2 separate regions of the Homo sapiens genome follow, and region 1 is linked to region 2. Evidence: chromatin contacts called from ENCODE Hi-C or POLR2A ChIA-PET data. All regions are on one chromosome and are shown on one strand. The core of a region is the stretch at or near the end of the contact, and the rest is flanking DNA. Distances in the headings are between cores, read along the strand shown. Region 1 overlaps ZNF451 (zinc finger protein 451). Region 2 overlaps DST (dystonin).

What was found. Hi-C counts contacts between places; a loop is a spot of excess contacts on that map. ChIA-PET counts read pairs that join two places held with the same protein, here RNA polymerase II (POLR2A). Pooled maps may share reads with other maps.
Region 1: a loop to region 2 is called in a pooled map, with 2.1 times the contacts of the local background. The contact joins two enhancer-like sites. A Hi-C loop is called at or near these places in 1 of 37 single-sample maps with no recorded cell type and 2 of 50 pooled maps. POLR2A ChIA-PET finds 5 or more read pairs at or near these places in 1 of 52 experiments (A673).

The regions. Positions count from the first base shown.
Region 1 is chr6:57,104,613-57,111,697 of GRCh38, reverse strand. The region is part of intron 3 of ZNF451 (zinc finger protein 451); the gene reads right to left. Among named protein-coding and RNA genes, the nearest start is that of ZNF451, 18 kb to the right of the region's middle. Within about 2 kb of position 2,882, at least 2 of the 41 ENCODE cell types and tissues checked have a DNase peak (open chromatin) inside an H3K27ac peak, as active enhancers do.
Region 2 is chr6:56,762,867-56,770,404 of GRCh38, reverse strand. The region is part of intron 4 of DST (dystonin); the gene reads left to right. Among named protein-coding and RNA genes, the nearest start is that of DST-AS1, 77 kb to the left of the region's middle. RefSeq lists an enhancer at 3,250-3,369. Within about 2 kb of position 6,189, at least 3 of the 41 ENCODE cell types and tissues checked have a DNase peak (open chromatin) inside an H3K27ac peak, as active enhancers do.

The DNA of each region.
Region 1 (7,085 bases), core at 1,633-4,132, 340 kb before region 2:
AGATTTTTAAAATATACGGCCAGGCGTGGTGGCTCACAACCACAATCCCAGCACTTTGGGAGGCCGAGGCAGGTGGATCACCTGAGGTCAGGAGTTCAAGACCAACCTAGCCAACATGGTGAAATCTTGTATCTACTAAAAATACAAAAATTAGTTGAGCATGGTGGCAGGTGCCTGCGATTCCAGCTACTCGGGAGGCTGAGGCAAGAGAATCGCTTGAACCCGGGAGGCAGAGGTTGCAGTGAGCCAAGATCGCACCACTGCACTCTAGCCTCAGCGACAGAGTGAGACTCCGTCTCAAGAAACAAAAAACAAAAAAAAAAAAACAAAAAAACCCCACAGTAACTCTGAATATGAAGTGTGACAAAGCAAAAGGGAGTTTTTTAACCCTGAGTGCCACTGTTCCACCTCTGGCACAGAAGGAAAAAAAAAAAAAAGGATGAACTGTAGAGAAAATAAAAGTAAAAGTGGGAATGGGGCCTGGTACGGTGGCTCACGCCTGCAATCCCAGCACTTCGGGAGGCCAAAGTGGGCAGATCACTTGAGGTCAGGAGTTCGAGACCAGCCTGGCCAACATGGCAAAACCCCATCTCTACTAAAAATACAAAAAATTAGCCAGGAATGGTGGCATGCGCCTGTAATCCTAGCTACTTGGGAGGCTGAGGCAGGAGAATCGCTTGAACCTGGGAGGTGGAGGTTGCAGTTAGCCGATATGACCCCACTGTACTCCAGCTTGGGCGCCAGAGTGAGACTGTCTCAAAAAATAAGGGAAAAAGAAGGAAAAAAAAAAAAAAGAAGGTAAAGGTGGCCAACAGCAAGGAAAAAAACTTAAAAAACGAATACGAAGTTGACAAAATGTGTTGGAGCTGCTGGAGATATTACTGGGACAAGGTCTACAACCCAGTTTCCTATCTGAAACACCTAGAGAGGGTTCTGGTGATAGGAACCCACTTCCTCCTTCAATACAACACCTCCAAATGCCAATGAAGCAATATTTTTATAAGTAACTTTATTTTCCCCAAGTCCACCTAGAAATGATCTGTAAGTCAAAACACAAGGAAATTAACCACTTTTAGCTACCCTGAGGACACCTTTCCATAGGTGACCCTGAAGTATGCAACCATTTAACCATGAAGGGATACCACATTCCACTTCAGGAACATTATCCTGTTCATCCTCAGAGTTGTTTTCTACCAGTGCCTCAGTTCTTTCTGATTGCTTGAGCTGCCCCAGAGCCAGAGGTGCACTGTAGAAAGCCCACCTTGGGCTCAGTTCCGGGAAAGAAAGAATTGTTCTAGATGTACATAATGGACTATGGTACAAACCAACCCCTAGAGAGACAACTCCTAGAACCTTACAAGTAATGGCTGTACAAACTTAGCACACTTTGAATATGTAGGAACCAGTACATATTCACAGATAATTTATCATCATCTATTTAGTCTCCTTCATTTCTGTTCCCCCTAAAGACTATTTCTTATAATTCTGAAACCAGACACACCCCATTGTGTTACCCACACTGTTCCACACTCCTGTTCCTCCAGCTGAATGTCTGGCTCCTGTTTCTCCACCAGGCCAACTAACTCTTGCCTAATCATCCTCCAAAACTCAGCTCACACACTTGGTAAGAAAAGCTTTTCCTCACCCCTCTATATGGCTTTTCTTATTCCATCACCACAGGCATTCTTCCAAAAAGGACATCTGCTCTTATACTTTAGTGGTATTTATTTCTCTGGAGAATATACCATCTCTTATTAACCCTCAGTATTCTCAGACCTTTCTCAATACCTGCCTGCACATAGCAGGTACTGAAAAAGATGTCTGACAAACTAAAAGACTGTTTTCAACACAGATATGAAATAACAAAATACCATCTATCAAAAATTGTATACACATACATATACACTCTAACTCCTCATTCTACATTCTCTTATTTTATTATTATGAGCATTTCTTAGCTTGTACTTGAGAAAAGAGACTATTTTACTTTAAATATATCTTTTAATGACTTAGTACACTGTTAGGCTTGTAAGACAGCCTTAAAAAATCATAAAGGGGAACATGATCACATGGCATGAAATGAACATTTACATGCTGTTAAATAACATTTTAAAATGTATGTATCTATAGCCAATACCATAGAATACCATATCCAATATGAATAGAAACAGCACAATTACTTCAAAAAGGAAATCTGCATCAGGCTTTAGTGTGTTGTCAAAGTACTTTCGGATATTACCTCATTTGAGAGTAAGAAAACTGAGGCTCAGAAAACAAGTGACTTGCTAATGCTGAGGGTCAAGGTCTTTGGAATTCAAATACCATGTGCTTTGCACCATTCCTTTTTCCTTCCATTAAACCAATATCCTCAAAATGCCAGTTAAAAAAAAAAAATGTGTGTATATGAAACAAAATGAATGTAATAAACAACATTGAACAAAGAAAAAACTCAAGCAATACGATTAACATAATCAGTGCTGAAAATGAATGGAAACAGAAACCAATGACTACGAATCAAGAATAATCTTAGTCCAGCAGTGAAATCTCAATGGGAGAACTAAGAGGATAGGGTTCCTGATGTGACAAGTGAAATAATCAGGAATTAGTTAATAGCTAAGACATCAAATACTAGTGGGGTGACAGTAAAGCCATAAAGGAAGTTCAGAAAATGAAAAGATTTGTGTATGTAAAATTAGTTTACCATAGAAGTAAAACTTGAATGGGGCTTTGAAAAACACATGGAGGCAGCCTAGTATAATGCTGAATTGAGACTGGAAAAAGTCCATATTTAAAGCTCAGTTCCACCACCTGAGCAAGTTGCTTAATGACTTAATGAAGTTTCAGTTCTTCTTCTGCAAAATAAGAATGAATTTCTCTCAAGAGTGCCTTGCAATCAGCACAGAGCCTGTACTACAGACTATACAAATGTAGATTCTTTCTTCTACTGCCTTCCCAGGCAGGAAGATGACAATTAAACACACGGATATTAACATGCTTCCAAGACCTGTCAGAATATATAGAAGCTGTTCCAAGCCATTAAAGAAAGATCAATACACAGGCCGTTCTGTCCCAAGAATCTAAATGAGACTACTTATATAACTATATTCTACTGAAGGCAAAAAGGAACGGGCTGCATACCTAACAGTAGTTAGATGTAAATTAAATATGTAAAAAAAAATGAATTGAAAACTGTGTTTAGTGACTTGGGGAAACGTTTTTATTTCATCATCCACATCACTGTTACCTCACCAATCAAAAGAGGTATTAAGGGACCACAACATATAGTTATTTAACACATTACTACATTTATAAATCAAGGTAGTGTGAAACACAGCCATCACAAATAAAAGTAGAGTTAACAAGAGGTCTAACTGTAGCCCTTAACAGTAAATGCTGTGATAGAGCCACTCTTACGGGTAATGAAAGAAAACAGTACTATGATAGCTCATGGAGCAAAGATAGCATATGAAAGTTAGTCTTACAAAAGGACTACTAACTGAACACAATTCTTGAAGCACTTAAGGTCAAAGTAGAATTTTTTAAAATATCACCAAATACAGGCCGGGCACTGTGGCTCACGCCTGTAATCCCAGCACTTTGGGAGGCCAAGGTAGGTGGATCACAAGGTTCAGGAGATTGAGACCACCTGGACTAACACGGTGAAACCCCATCTCTACTAAAAATACAAAAAATTCGCCGGGTGTGGTGGCGGGCGCCTGTAGTCCCAGCTACTCAGGAGGCTTAGGCAGGAGAATGGCGTGAACCCGGGAGGCAGAGCTTGCAGTGAGCCGTGATCTCACCACTGTACTCCAGCCTGGGTGACAGAGCAAGACTCCGTCTCAAAAAAAAAAAAAAAAAATCATCAAATATAAACTATTTACTTTCACGTTACCAAAGGAATATACTCAGGAATACTAGAAAACAGTACAACTTGAGAGATCTCCAAAGTCCTAAAAGAAAATACAGACAGCCTGAGAATTCTTATTGAATTCTTGACAAGGTACCACAAAACCCAACAGACCATTTGAAATAGGTTACCTCAACCAGTAAAGCCCTTAACATCTACGGAAAACGGGTTAACTTTAAGATATATCAGAGCTGTATTATAATAAATCCATGGGGATGGGCTTCAAAATTTTTATAAGATACATATGACCATAAACTATATATAATAAACTTGTGTGAACATGTAGAAATGAGAAAATACTACTACCATTAAACAAGGTAGCACTAAAAGTTGATTTAAGTTCAAAAATCAAAGTAGTTTGAGATATTGGACTGGCTATATTTTTTTTAAAAGGGACATTAGAAGAAACTAGAATATCTCTTCTAATAATGCTTTAAAGACATGGTATTTAAATATACAAATACAAAGCCACATCAAAATCCTGTCTAGTATACACTGATAGAATAAAAATATCATCTACATCAAAGCGATTATGGGAAGATCAGACATCCTTTCAGAAAGAGGTGTTGAATACAGGAGAAGAAAAGATCAATACATAGAATAACTGATATGCTAACAACATCAAAAGGACATGGTTGGACTATGACCACTTCCAGATATATCCCACAGGAAGCAAACAAAATTTCCAGTAATAAGTTATCTCAATGGTACCAAACACTAGTAAAGTTTTCATTATAACAAAAAACAAGTAAATGAAAAGACAAAGAAGTAAAAAATATTCCACTAATAAGAGAAGATTTAATAAAACAATATTCTGTTCATCCAGGAAGGGAAATTTCATAAAATAATATTTTAATGGTTTATAAAACTCAATATATCTGGAAAAATAATAAAAAGATTTGCATTCAATACAATAATCACCAGTTTACTGATAACTTCCACTTATATATTTTCTTAAGTAAAAAATAAAGACTGGTTTGTGTATCTACTATGATAAACCACACAGAATCGATCTAGTCTATTGAATCACATGCATAAGATGCATACAGATGAGACAATCAATTATTGGACTAGCCACTAACATTAAATACAGAATGATAGATTCCAAAAGACAAGAGAACCTAAACAGTGCGAGACTGTGGCAAAATATGCCTCACATAAAAAAAAAAAAAAAAAAAATTTCACAGCCAGGCGCGGTGGCTCACGCCTATAATCCCAGCACTTTGGGAGGCCAAGGCGGGCGGATCACTTGAGGTCAGGAGTTTGAGACCAGCCTGACCAACATGGAGAGACCCCGTCTCTACTAAAAATACAAAATTAGCAGGTCATGGTGACACATGCCTGTAATCCCAGCTACTCGGGAGGCTGAGACAGAATTGCTTGAACCCGGGAGGTGGCGGTTGCAGTCAGCCAAGATCGTGCCATTGCACTCCAGCCTGGGCAACAAGAGCGAAACTGTCTCAAAAAAAAAAAAAAAAAAAAGATTTCACTTATTGCAATCTTTAAACTACTTCTACAAAGATCTAATCCATAATTTCAAACCTTCATCAGAATCCCAGTCAACTAGTTATATCTTCAAGAATAATGAATGTCATGTCCATCCACATCAGTATCCAATTTTACCAGACAAAGGGATTCCGGAATGTGTCTTTTTCAACCTCCTTGTTTACAGTACCTGAGAGGTTATCCTGGATGTATCAGGTCCTTAAGGACATTATCAATCAGGTCACTTAGGTAGCACTCAGTAAATTATTAGTGTAGTACTAATATAGAATACTAAATACTGTCCAAGTAGCCTGAAAGAGTTTATGCTCCCTTCAAAATGTCATTTTGAGGGCTAAGTAAATAAATGGAATTATACTGATTGATAAAGAAGCTGCCACACGGTTTAAAAAAAAAAGTTTAAATGTAATTATACTGATAAGGAAGCTGTCATTCATTCTTTTAAAAAAAGATAAAAGTGTCAGCAAATTTACTGCTTTTTAAAAATGTCCTTGCTTATTCTAACCAAGTAAACACATCCACTTATCAAATATAAGTTGTGTTATCATGGCTAAGAACAAGGTTAGATACGAGACAATCAGAAAACCTAGAGCATATCTATAGAAAACAAAGCTGCCTTAAGGCCCCCCAAAATTAGCCACTCACTAATAACAAAAAGGAACTACTGTCTAGTTAGTTAAATAAGGGGGAGGGAGGTATACTCTACAACCTTCTGAAATGAATCAACAGTGCTATAAAGAAAACAAATTAACATTCAGAAGGGAGTACATTTAGATAGTGCAATTGTACAAATGATAAACTACAAGATTAAATCACTGTACAAAATTCACATAAATACCACCAGCAATATATGCAAGACATCAAAGTTTAAGTTTTAAAGAAAAGTGTAGAATTAAAAAGGCACTTCATATAAAAATGGAAACAGTACTTCTCTATACACAGTAACTACAAGAAACCATATTGTCTCTATATACATTGTATATCTAATCAAGAAATAACATTTTGAAGAATCAAGATCATTAGATACATCCTTTTTGAGAATACCAGATCATTAAACTTGCAACTATTCCAAGGCCTCCTAGAAAACCTAGAGGTATTTAAACGTTAGAGGTTGGCCTAGTAGGGAATTTTGTTGCAGGTTCTGAACATGGCAGGCATAATATGAGGATTTATTATCTGACTAAGAGTTTCTGATTCTATTGGGGTAATCTCCCTAGACCAAATCCTCACTTTAAGTTTTATAACATTATCATTCAAGTATGCCAGAGATTTTAAAATAATAAAAAATTAACACATTAAAGATATTTCTTTTGCAATCAAGAAACTAATCTATTACTAAAAACTCTTCCTGATCTGCATTCTGTCCCCATCCCTATTAAACGGTCAAATCCTTTCAGAACTACTTGGTCACCAATTTGATAATTTCCCAATACCTTTACACTTCCAGGAAAACAGAGTATCTGGAGACACTTGGGCATATCAGTTAGAGTAACTAAGAAAGGATACTTTTACTTATTACTGGGCAACATAAATATCACAGGAGGAAAAGAGAACAGCAACATCATCTTACAAATATTTAAGAATGGAGGAGCTGCGCAACAATGCAAATATAGTCAACACTACCATACGCTTAAAAAATGGTTAAGGTGCTCAGCTTTATGTGCCTTTTTTTTTC
Region 2 (7,538 bases), core at 4,940-7,439:
TTATTTTTATTGAGTCACTGCCTTTTACAACTTGAAGATAACATTAGGTCCAAAAATTATATCATACTTTATGGCGTAACACCAATACCATGAGGCCTGGGAGTCAAACAGACCAAATGTTGAAAACCTGGCTGTACCATTTTTAAGTGGGACTTTTCATGATTTGTCTAACTTCTCTGTACCCCAGTTTCTTTACCAAATTAATGGTTTCCTGGTTACTATTGCATCATTAAACTCTCTTATCTGCTGTTTAGGAGTCTTATCTGCTGTTTAGACACTGATTAAGTTATAACACCAGAATGGATGCTCTGAAGGGCAGATTCATATGCAATGAGAACATATAGTGAGGCTTGACTGAAGGAAGTCAGCAAAGGAACATCAATAAATAACTCTTTAGCCAAAATTTTGATGTAACTGTATTGATTTCCTTACACATGAGTTTTGATATTTTATTTCTACTTTTAGTATCCTTTTCGTATGTGTTAACTCCATGTTGGAAGTGGGCAGAGTATGGATAATAAAGTAATAAGAGAATAAGCTTTTTGAGGACAGGAATACATTTTTTCTTTCCTTCTTTGTGAAACGGGGTCTCAACTTGCAACGCCACTTGCCCAGGCTGGAGTGCAGTGGCGTGATCTTGGCTCACTGCAGCCTTGACCTCCCGGGCTCAGGTGATTCTCCTGCCTCAGCCTCCTGAGTAGCTGGGACTACAGGTCCCTGCCACTACACGTGGCTAGTTTTTGTGTTTTTTTGTAGAGATGGGGTTTTGCCATGTTGCCCAGGCTGGTCCTGAATTCCTGGACTCAATCCACCCGCTTTGGCCTCTCAAAGTGTGAGGATTACAGACATGAGCCACCGTGCCTGACCAATTTTTTTTTAATAGACTTTTAGAGCAGTTTAAGTTTACAGAAAAATTAGGCAGAAAGTACAGAGTTCCCGCATCCTTCCTCTTCTCACATCATTTGGGTTAATGCCTTGAAGTGTAATTGCTGAATTATATGGTAAGACTATGTTTAGCTTTGTAAGAAACAACTCAAAGTAGCTGTATTGTTTTGCATTTCCACCATCAGTTAAAGAGAGTTTCTGTTGCTCCACCTCCTTGCCAGCGTCTGGTGTTGTAATCTTTTTAGATTTTAGCCATTCCAATAGATGTGTATAGTGGTGTCTCACGTTGTTTTAATTTGCAATTCTCTAATATGGTGTTGAGCATCTTTTTATATGCTTATTTGCCAACTGTATATTTCCTTTAGTAAACTGTCTGTTCAGATATTTTGCCCACTTTTAAACTGAGTTGTTTGCTTTCTTATGATTGATTTTTTAAGATTTCTTTGTATATTTTGGATACTAGTTCTTTATCATATATGTGATTTGCAAATATATGTGTATATTGCGATGGAGTCTCACTCTGTCACCAGGCTGGAGTGCAGTGGTGTGATCTTGGCTCACTGCAACCTCTGACTCTCTGGTTCCACTATGCCCTGCTAAGTTTTGTATTTTTAGTAGAGATGGGGTTTCACCATGTTGGCCAGGATGGTCTTGATCTCCTGACCTCTTGATCCGCCTGCCTTGACCTCCCAGAGTGCTGGGATTACAGGTGTGAGCCACCGTGCCCAGCCATGATTTGCAAATATTTTCTCTTAGTCTGTGGCTTATCTTTTCATTTTCTTAACAGTGTCTTTTGCAGAGTGGAGGTTTTTAATTTTAATGAATCCAACCTATGTTTTTTCTTTTATGGATCATGATGTTGGTATTGTATTTAAAAATTCATCATCAAATCCAGGGTCATCTAGATTTTCTTTTATGTTATCTTCCTAAAGTTTTATAGTTTTGAATTTTACATTTAGTCTGTGATTCATTTTGAGTTAAATTTTGTGAAAGGTATAAGGTCTGTGCCTAAATTTGTATATTTTTTGCATATAGATGTCCAGTTGTTCCAGTACCATTTGTTGAAAAGATTATCCATTCTCTGTTGAATTGCTTTTTCTTTTTTGTCAAAGATCACTTTACTAAATTTGTGTGGGTCTATTTCTGGGCCCTCTGTTATGTTCCTTTGGTCGACTTGACTTTTCTTTTGCCAAAACCACACTGTTTCGACAACTGTAGCTTTATAATAGGTATTGAAATTGGGTAGTATTAGTCATTCAACTTGTTATTTTCTGGGATTGTGTTGTCTATTCTAGGTTGGAATAATTTTTTATACCTTAGAAATAAGCACTTGGTAAATATTCTGTGTTGAGAAACTTTTTCTCGGTACACAATGGTTACCTTTTTAAACACAAGTCAGATCTGTTATTCTTTTGCCTCAGCTCCCTCCAGTGGCTTCCTATTTTAGTGAGAATCAAATTGAAGGTCTTCGAAATGGCTTATATGGTCCTGTGGTACCTGGCTCTTCTGTTACCTCTTTAGCTTCATCTTTTAATACTTTTTGTCTTGGTCTCTTTATTTCATACCTAATGGCCTCCTTGCTCTTGTTTGAGTACACCAGGCATATCCTGTCTTAGGTCTGTAGCAGTGGCTGTTGGCTTTATCTGAATGTCTTTCTTCCAGATATCTGTATGGCTAACTCCTTCATCTCTTTTAAGTCTTATTCAGATGCCCCCCTTCTCAATGGGGACTCTCTGATCATTTTATTTAAAATTCCATCTTGCCTCTCACTTGTCCCTCAACCTCCACACCCTCAATTTCTCTTAACCTGCTCTGTTTTATTTCACAGCCATCACTATGAACATCCTCTAATACTTATTTGTTTTATTTATTTATTTATTTATTTATTTATTTATTTATTTATTTGAGACAGGGTCTTGCTCTGTCACCCAGGCAAGTACAGTCGTGCGATACCAGCTCACTGCAACTTCCGCCTCTTGGGTTCAAGCAATTCTCGTATCTCAGCTTCCCGAGTAGCTAGGATTACAGATGTGCAACACCATGCCACGCTAATTTTTGTATTTTTAGTAGAGATGGGATTTCGCCATGTTGGTCAGGCTGGTCTTGAATGCCTGACCTCAAGTGATCTGCCCACTTTGGCCTCCCAAAGTGTTGGGATTACAGATGTAAGCCATCACTCCCTGCCACTTGTTATTTTTATTATTATTGATTGCTGTTTCTCTTTTTGTTAGAATTTAATTCCACATTGTCAGGGCTCTTTGTTTTGTTTACCAGTGTATCTTCAACTCATAAAGCATAGTAGGTTTTCAATAAATATTAGTTTTAAAAAATGTATGAATGTGTAAGTTGAGACTGATAGAGCATTAGCTGTGTGCAAGAATGCTGATTCATTAGATCTTACCTGATCTTTAGCTGATGACCTTCTAAGATGAACTGAAAACTGAAACCAAGCCAAAGAAATGTTTTTAGAAAATTCATTGATTTTTTTTGACAAGCTGCAGCTGCTTGTGGTGGTATAAATAGGTTTCCTTACTGTGTTATTTAAGAGTAGCTTAAGGGCATGAGCCAAGTCAAAACAGAAAAAAAGCACTGACTCATTAGATTTTTAAAGCATGGGTTGTCCACTTGTGTTTCTAGGTTAAGAGAATTGGGGTTTCCCATATAATCAGAACTATTAAAGGTACTGCAAGGCTGTGTGCGGTGGCTCATGCCTGTAATCCCAGCACTTTGGGAGATTGAGGCGGGTGGATCACCTGAGGTCAGGAGTTCGAGACCAGCCTGACCAACACGGTGAAACCCCGACTCTACTAAAAGTGCAAAAATTAGCTGGGCATGGTGGCGCGTGCCTGTAATCCCAGCTACTTGGGAAGCTGAAGCGGGAGAATTGCTTGAACCTGGGAGGCGGAGGTTGCAGTGAGTCGAAATCACGCCACTGCATACCAGCGTGGGTGGCAGAGCGAGACTGAGTCTCAAAAAGGAAAAAAAAAAAAAAAAGATACCGCAGCAATTGCAGAGAAAGGCCTTATATGTCTGATGAGAAACTGCAAGCTTTAGAAAGACAGCAGTGCTATCTTCCCAAACAACATGATAGCCAGCATGTCAAAGCCAGATTTCTTTTACCCATCTTTGTATCTCGGCATCTAGCCTGGTTAGTACTTGGCATGCAGTAGGTGCTCAGAAACTACTTGTTGAAAGAATGCATTGTCAGTGAACAGTGGTCACATTCATGATGTGGAAATGTCATGGACATGGGAGACATTATACTCATGTGTTCTCATGTGTTCTTGTTTTATAAGAACATGCTTTTTATACTGTATCATAGAAATTGTATTAAGCAAATTGACTTTGACTTGAAGTCTCAGGCATGTAAGCTTTCTACAAAATGTGAATCCATGCTTCAATTAATCAATCTTTGAGAGATAAGGCTCAACTTTCACAGTTAGAGTGGATGGATTGGGTTTTGGTCCCATGAGGCTGTAGTGTAAGAATACTAACTTGTGCGTGTGACTAGCTAAGTAGGACAAATCCTTTTGCTCAGATTCTCTTTGCCCACATATAGTTCAAGTAAACACAATGAACCCAAAACCAAATTTGCTAAGTCCTTAGAGGAAATGTTACTTAGGTGTTTTTAGAATGTTTAAAATTTTTGAGTTTTTGGGTGGTAGAGATGCCTTTGTTTTCCTGCTTAGGAAAGTTGAATAAAAGGCTGTCATAGCTCCATTCCTGATAGTTGTCAGGGACCAATAACTGAAGTCTGAGTAAAATCTTTGGAGACTTCTTCCAGATGCTAGTAATTGCTTTAACTTGAGTCTGTCTGGCAGTACCTCAAGATCTCTGTTATATCTCATAACTCATACTTCACCATTCATCTTAACATCTCTGTTCTCTAAGCACAGATTGCTTTTTGCTGCCTCTCATCACCTCTGCCTCAAGACAGACCAGAAATCTCTTGCATATCTCACCTCTGCACTGTACGTTTATTTTACAGTCTTCTCCTTTATGATATCCTGGCATGCATATGTTTCGTGCATTATTTCTACTATGGTTGATTGGAATTCATTCTCTTCATTGGCAGTTCTAGTTTCTACCTGACTTCTTCCTTGAGTGACTTCTTATGATTCTAGAATAGTAATTTGATAACACTTGCAAGTTCTGTTACTGCATTTCAGTATTTGTTATGAAATTCAAAATATCTCAAAACATAAAATTGGGGGCAAATGATATCTGCAGAAACTAGTAAAGAAGGTCAAGGCTTTGCTTTTGAAAATATCATTGAAAATGGGTGTTTGTCATGGTGACTTTCACAAACATGGTGGACTTTGTATAAAACAATAGGATGTTAGAATCTACAGGTTATGGGGTCTCAGAGATTATAGACTATTGTCCAGTAGTCTTACAGATAAGAAACTGGAACCACTGAATAAGTTATTCCTACTCTTACGGCTAGCAAGTAGCAGGCAATCATACACAGATTTCCTGAGCCTGAAGTTAGTGCCTATTGCTTCTTACCCTCCCTCCCTTCCTCCCTCCCTCCCTCCCTCCCTCCCTTTCTTCCTTCCTTCCTTGATGGAGTCTCACTCTGTCACCCAGGCTGCAGTGCAATGGCATGATCTTGGCTCACTGCAACCTCTGCCTCCCGTGTTCAAGCAATTCTCCTGCCTCAGCCTCCCGAGTAGCTGGGATTACAGGCATCTGCCATCATGCACGGCTAATTTTTGTATTTTTGTAGAGATGGTGTTTCACCATGTTGGCCAGCCTGGTCTTGACCTCCTGACCTCAGGTGATCCACCCACCTCGGCCTCCCAAAATGCTGGGATTACAGGCATGAGCCACCGTGCCCAGCCTAACATCCTTCTTTTTAGTGTTCTTCCCACTCCTTCTTTTTTAAATTTTCTTCTTTCTTCCCATAAATATTTGAATGTCTTCTGTCAGCTAGGCAGTGTGTTTACTACAAACAGACATGAAACAAGGTCATTGCTCTCAAGTTTTGCCATTAGGCAAAGCTAGATGAGTAAAGTTAGGGAGCTAGATGAGTAAACATACCGCACCTGCAGCCAGGGGATCCCAGGCTACTAGTGCAAAGGGAGTGTAGAAAATCAAGCAGCATGTCGTGGGGCTCCAGAAATTGCAGAATATTGAAAGTGACCAAAGAAAGTGAAAGAAAAGGCTACAAGCCAAGCAGAATAGTATATGGTATTTGCCCTTACAGTGGTTTGAAGAGAAAACGTTTTGGAGATTGTGCTTGTTGCTTTGCTTGTTGGTGACTTGCATTTTTCAGTTCAGCCACTGGGGAGCATAGAAAAACTGGGAAGAGAGGTTCACAGAGGCCCTTGTCTAGGCAGAAGTGGTCAGACCAGGGTTGATGTCTCTTCCAGAGGCATCTGAGGCTGTGTGTGTGTGTGTGTGTGTGTGTGTGTGTGTGCATGTGCACTTTGGGAAAAGGTTTTGACTGTGAGGAAGGGTGCTCAGGAACAGGTAGATGAATTTTGACTGCAGACTTAATACTATACTTAATTATTGGACTATCACTACTGATAGGTTAGACTATTGCATATTAATCTGTATATTTATAGTATGTAGTTTCATTAGAGGGAGCTCTCCAAACTGGAGAACAGAAATATTTTCAAACCTTAGGTCATTGTGTACTTAGTCTAAGTACATTTTCAAAGTGAAAACTGGAAGTGATGTAGGACTAGAGTTCCTTGTGGGATTGGACCAGCATTCCTCAAGACAAATGGTAATTTGCTAGGCACATCCTTTGGTTTTCTCCCCCCCACCCCCACCCATCCCTATATGTGTGTGTGTGTGTGTGTGTGTGTGTGTGTGTGTGTGTGTATAGGTATTTTTTTTTTTTAAGAGGAGTCTCGTTCTGTCGGCTGGAGCGCAGTGGTGTGATCTCAGCTCACTGCAACCTCCACCTCCCAGGTTCAAGTGATTCTTGTTCCTCAGCCTCCTGAGTAGCTGGGACTACAGGTGCGTGCCACCATGCCTGGCTAATTTTTGTACGTTTAGTAGAGACGTGGTTTCACCATGTTGGCCAGGCTGGTTTCGAACTCCTGACCTCAGGTGATCCTTCTGCCTCAGCATCCCAAAGGACTGGCATTACAGGCGTGAGCCACCATGCCTGGCCCATCCCTATATTTTTAAATTAATTAATCATAGTGAAAAGCTAGGACATGTTGGACTTGATCCAGGCATAAAGAAGCAGCGCTTTGACTTATTAGGTAAGTGATCAGGAAGAGAAGGCATGAATTAATGCTTATGTGGACCTGCCTGAAATATGTAAGGAGAAAACTAGAACACATGGTCATGTATGGCAAATCCCTGAGGTAAACAAGGAGAAAATGCTTTCTATAAAGGTAATGTTCTCGGCTGGGTGCTGTGGCTCACGCCTGTAATCCCAGCACTTTGGGAGGCCGAGATGGGCAGATCACCTGAGGTCAGGAGTTCGAGACCAGCCTGGCCAACATGTCGAAACCCCATCTCTAGTAAAAATACAAAATTAGCTGGGTGTGGTGGCACATGGCTTTAATCCCAGCTACTCGGGAAGCTGAGGTAGGAGAATCGCTTGAACCGGGGAGGCACATGTTGCAGTGAGCTGAGATCACGCCGTTGCACTCCAGCCTGGGCAACAAGAGTGAAACTCTGTCTCA